Regions from separate parts of the Homo sapiens genome. Here region 1 is linked to region 2. Evidence: read pairs that join two places in POLR2A ChIA-PET (ENCODE). Cell type or tissue: Panc1. All regions are shown on one strand. Links, peaks and the distances in the headings refer to the core of each region. The heading gives the core; the rest is flanking DNA. Region 1 has its middle 8.1 kb from the start of ZFP36L1. Region 2 overlaps RAD51B (RAD51 paralog B).

Region 1 (2,936 bases), core at 180-2,679, 810 kb before region 2:
CACACCGGGCCAACACCTTTTCCCATTGTTGCAAGCTCCTCTTCTGCTGAACTAACTTATAGGGCATTTAAAGGGATGAAGGCCTCCTTTAAAAAAATCAACTCTTCATTTCTGTCTTTTTCCTCTTTTTGGAACCAGATATTAAAGACTAGGACATTCAAAATCAATTACATACACCGGGAAAATTTGAAAATGAATGCCCATGCATGATCAGAGAAAGGCACAGGCTCAGAATAGATCTCAGAAGACCTCACATTTATACCTCAGGCTGATCCTTGGCACAGAGACAGCCTACAACAATAATTAAAAAAAAATTTACCAAACCCAGCAAACCTTGGTGAAGGGGGAGAATCTGATTTCCAGAGTAACCACATTATTAGATTGAAATGTCCAGTTTTCAACAACAACAAAAATCACAAGACATACGAAGAAACAGGAAAGCATGGCACATCCAAAAAATAAATCAACAGAAACTGTTCCTGAAAAATAACTGATGGAAGATCTACTGATAAAGACTTTAAAACAACTGTCTTAAAGATGCTCAAAGAACTAAATAAAGATATGGAGATGGTCAAGAAAGAGATGTATGAATAAAATGGGAATAACAATAAAGAGATAGCAAGCCTAAAGTGAAAGTAAAAAGAAACTCTGGAGCTGAAAAGTACAATAACTAAAATGAAAAATTCACTTTAGGATTCAAAGACAGTTTTGAGGAAGCAGGAAAAATAATCAGCAAATTTGAAGATAGGACACTGGAAATAATCAAGTCTGAGGAACAGAAAGGAAAAAGATTGAGGAAAGTGAAGAGAGCCTAAAGGACCTGTGGAACACCATTATATGCATACTGGGAGTCCCAGAAGAATAAGAGAGAGAAAAGGGGAAAGAATATCTGAAACTATGGCTAAAAACTTCTGAAATGTGATGAAAGACATGAATATGAACATCCAAGAAGTTCAATGAACTCCAAGTAAAATAAAGAAACCCACACCAGGATACATTATAATCAAACTCTCAAAAGTCAGAGACAAAAAGAGAATCTTGAAGCAGCAAAAGAGAAGTGACTCACATAAAATAGATTCTTTTTTTTTTTTTTAATTAAAGACATAAGGTCTTCCTTTGTTGCCCAAGCTGATCTTGAACTCCAGGTCTCAAGCAATCCTCCTGCCTTGGCCTCCCAAAGTGCTCGGATTTCAGGTGTGAGCCAATGCATCCAGCTACAAGGGATCCTTAATGAGATTATCAGCAAATTTCTCATCAGAAATTTTGGAGACCAGAGGCAGTGGGCCAACATATTTAAAATGTTAAAAGAAAAAAAAAAATCAAACAAGAATCCTGTATCTGGAAAAACTGTCCTTCAAAAGTGATGGAGAAAATGACATTCCCAAATAAACAAAAGCTGAGGGAATTCATTACCACTAGACTTGTCCTATAAGAAATGCCCCAAGGGTGTCCTGCAAAGTAAAATAAAGAACAGTAGATAGTAACTTGAAACCATATGAAGAAATGAGGATCTCAATAAAGGCAATTATAAGAGCTAGTATTATTGAAACAACAGTTTGTAAGTTTACTTTGTGACATAATTTAAGAGACTACTTTAAAAAACAATGATTAGTCTAAAAGCTTAAATTATTATAACTTTGGATTGTAATGCCACATTTGTTTTCTACAGAATTTAAAAGACTAACACACTTAAAATAATTATTAGTTTATATTTTTGGGCACAAAATGTATAAAGACATAATTATGTGACATCAATAATCAAAAGGGATGCAGATGCAGCTGTAAAGGAGCAGAATTTTTGTATGTTTTTGAAGTTAAGCTGTTATAAATTCAAATTACAGTGTTTTAACTTTAGGATGTTAAATGTAATCCCCATGGTAACCACAAAGAAAATACAGTAGTCCCCCCTTATCTGTGGTTTCACTTTCTGTAGTTTCAGTTATCCACAATTGACCACAGTCTGGAAATATTAAATGGAAAATTTCAGAAATAAACAATTCTTAAGTTTTAAATTGCATGCCATTCTAAGTAATATGATGAAATCTCGTGCCATCCTGCTCCATCCTGCTTGGGACATGAATCATCTCTTTGTCCAGTGTACCCACACCATATCTGCTACCTGCCCATCAGTCACTTGGTAGCCATCTCGGTTATCTAATTGACTGCTGTGGTATCACAGCACCTGTGTTCAAGGAATCTTTATTTTACTTAATAATGGCCCCAAAATGCAAGAGTAGTGATGCTGGCAATTTGGAGAGAACAAAGCAGTAAACTGCTTCAAGTGAAAAGGTGAAAATTCTCAACAAGGAAGAAGAATCATATGCTTATATTGCTAGGATCTATAGTATGAATGAAACTTTTATCCATGAAATTCTGAAGGAAAAAAAATGTCATAGTACATGCAGGGTTCAGTACTATCCCTGGTTTCCAGCATCTACTGGGGGTCTTGAAACATATCCTGTGTGGATAAAGGAAGGACTACTGTAGTTGTAGTATAGAAAGAAAATGTACCAAAGAAAATGAGAAAGGAATTTAAATGTTTCACTATGGAAAATCAAGTAACACAAAATAAGATAGTAGTATAGAAAAATGAGGAACAATACAACTCTAAGGCATCTAGAAAACGAATAACAGAATGACAGAATTAAGTCCCTTCTCATCAGTAGTTACTTTAAATGTTAATTAAGTGCCCCAATCAAAAGACAGTGATTGGCAGAATGGATAAACAAAAAACCTGATCCAACTATATGTTGCCTACAAAAGACTGACTTTAGATCTAAAGACACAAACAGATTGAAAGTACAAGGACAGAAAAAGATATTTCATGCAAATAGTAACCAAAAGAGAGCAGGAATGGCTATACTAATATTAGACAAAATAGACTTTAAATCAAAAAAGGTTACAACTGGCCAGGCACGGTGGCTCATGCCTGTAAT
Region 2 (2,936 bases), core at 283-2,782:
TATTCATTTATCCTGCAGGCAATGTCTTTGTTGGCTTAATATTACAAAAGCTTTCTTTTTCAAGATCATTCTTGCCTACCTAGCAATGATGCACATTAAAATTAAAACCAGCTAAAAAATATTTATCTAAGAGAAAAAAATGGCTTTTTTTTCTTGAAAAAAACAGTGGTTAGTGTATATTTTTGGGCCCCTTAACAATATCTTATTTCTCCTTTCAAAAAGCAATATGGAAATTAACAACAGTCCAAAAAAGGAAAAGGAAGAAAATATAGAAAACTCTTAACAGTAAACAGAAACCTGAAAAAACAAATTCTACCTCAGCATTCAGTTTCAAAGCAATATTAATATTAAAGTACATAAAGGCATGATATTTTTATGGATACCTAATAGTTATAATACAGCTGTTATTATATATACTAACAGTTATATATTAAGTTATTAACATATAGTTGTTAGAATAGCTAGCATACAGCGTTAAAAATCAGTATTTTCCAGTGTTTCTTTTATACTTGTCTTTAGAGGTTACATCACAAAAAACAAAGTAATAATTGTTTACTAGAGAACCCTCATACACTGTTGACAGAATGTAAATTATTACCACCACTATGGAGAACAGTTTGGAGGGTCCTAAAACCACTAAAAATAGAGTTACAATATGATCTGGCAATCCCACTGCTAGGTATACATCCACAAAAAGGACATCAGTAAATCAAAGAGATATCTGCACTCCCATATTTATTGGAGACCTAGTCACAACAGCCGAGATTTGGAAGCACCCTAAGTGTCCATCAACACATGAATGGACAAAGAAAATGTGGTATATACACAAAACGGAGTAATATTCAGCCATAAAAAAGAATGAGATCCTGTCATTTGTGACAACATAAATGGAACTGGTGGTCATTATGTTAAGTGAAGTAAGCCAGACGCAGAAATACAAACTTCGCATGTTATCAGTTGTTTGTGGGAGCTAAAAATTAAAATAATTGAACTCATGGAAATAGAGAGTAGAATGATGGTGACCAGAGGCTGGGGAGTGTAGCGGGATGGAGGGAGGGTGGGATAGTTAGTGGCTACAAAAATATAATTAGATAGAATTAATAAAATATAGGGCTAAATAGCACAACAGGGTGAGTATAGTTTACAATAATTTTTTGTACATTTTAAAATAACTAAAAGATGGGGTATCCATACCCTCAAGCATGATTACCCTGATGTGATTATTACACATTGTGTATCTGTATCAAAATATCTCATGTACTCTATAAATATACAGAACTACTATGTACCAACAAAAATTAAAAATTAAAAAAATGTTTCTTGGATGATTAGAAGAAATGGAGCCTATTAACAGATTTTTAGGTAAATGGTCAGAGAAACTATAGTATATATCAACTTCCTAGTACCTAGCAGAGCGACCAGCACTTACCAGGTATCCGAAAAAATATTTATAAATTAATGAATGAGTAAAAAACAAATGAGTGAACAAACCAATGAACCTGGTTACTCTGATGTATCTGCACATATTCATTTCATAGCACTATCTTCTTATAGCTGCAGTGTGATCACCTTGTTTTTGACACTAATAAAAAAGTGCCAAATATAAATAATGCTTCCTAGAAAAAAAAAACATTTTTCCTTCTAAATACTTATGTTAAGTCCTTTTAACTTCATAAAGATATTTTAGGAGTAGATAAGAATAAAGCTTCTTGGAAAAGTAACAGGCATGTTTTGATAATAACATATACAGATGAATCCTGTTTATCAATTTATGGTCAAAGACATTCTCTGCCTCTTAGCCAAACGACAGAGAGTAAATTGGTATAAACAAGTAGGAAACACACCACCAAAAAGAGTAGACTGAATCTAAACATCAACTAGTTTTACCCCCTTTCTGATGAATAAATTTCTTCTATTACCACATACCCTTAAGGTAGTTTGGCAACACCCTGGAAAATTCACTACTTAACTCCCAGCACAGTCTATTTCATTTTTTAGACAGCTTTAAGGACCAGACAAATATTCTTTATATGGAGTCAAAATCCATCTTCATGTAACAATTGGTTGTCACTTTACCTTCTGGAGCTTCACAGTCTCATTCTAACCTTCCTTCCAAAGGGTTGCCCATCAAATATCAGGAGACAGCTATTATGACTCCTTATAGGCTTCTTTTTGTAGCTTTGTTATGTGAAAAACTTTAGCCATTTTCTTCTGGATGTGCTTGAAGCTTATCACTCTCAGACTGCGATAATCAGAACAAAATAGTCCGATGCATAGAATAAAGCGGGACTACTACTAATCTTATTCTAGACATTCTATTAATGTTCTAGACATTCCTAAGATCACAATGCATTTTTTTGAAAGAAACATGACAAAGTTGCCCATATTAAGTTTTCTGTTAACTTAGGAACGTTAAGCCTTTTTTCCTACCCCTACATCTAAGCCATTTCTCCTCTATTCTGTAATACATAGCATTATATATTATATTATAAACTTGTTCTCAGTAAATTTTATCTTGCTGGTTAAGCCTATCATCCTGATATTTTTAGAGCTTTTTTGACTCCTGTCTATATCAAAGAGATATCTGCACTCCTATGTTTATTGAGACTGTCTATATCACCCAATAATTTTGACTCCTGTCTATATCACCCAATAATTTAAGCCATCCTTCCTCAACTGTATATTATCTACAAATTTAATTAGTAGGCCAGCTATATTTCTTTTAACTCTTTGTTGATATATATAATGAAGGTGAAGACAGATTCCTATGGTATCCCAGAGTTCTCCTTCCAGGTTAACACAGACCATTAAATATCACTCTTTCAGATGGCTGTTCAGCCAGCTGCATAACAACATAACCGTATTTTTATATCATATCCCTCTCATCCATTCTGCCCACAGTGATATCATGATGGACCATGTCAAAAAACTTCATG

Evidence for each region. ChIA-PET counts read pairs that join two places held together with the same protein. Peaks named below come from ENCODE experiments on the same cell type or tissue, not always from the same donor. Only the 100,000 strongest peaks of a DNase experiment are listed, where the experiment ranks them.
Region 1: POLR2A ChIA-PET joins it to region 2 with 5 read pairs; 3 of 35 experiments call an interaction of 5 or more read pairs at or near these places.

Annotation. Positions count from the first base shown.
Region 1 is chr14:68,799,665-68,802,600 of GRCh38, reverse strand. No RefSeq gene overlaps it. Among named protein-coding and RNA genes, the nearest start is that of ZFP36L1, 8.1 kb to the right of the region's middle. In Panc1, for the core only: no CTCF peak of the experiment used is centred there; no DNase peak of the experiment used is centred there; H3K27ac peaks cover 416 bases.
Region 2 is chr14:67,991,450-67,994,385 of GRCh38, reverse strand. The region is part of intron 7 of RAD51B (RAD51 paralog B); the gene reads right to left. Among named protein-coding and RNA genes, the nearest start is that of RAD51B, 170 kb to the right of the region's middle. In Panc1, for the core only: no CTCF peak of the experiment used is centred there; no DNase peak of the experiment used is centred there.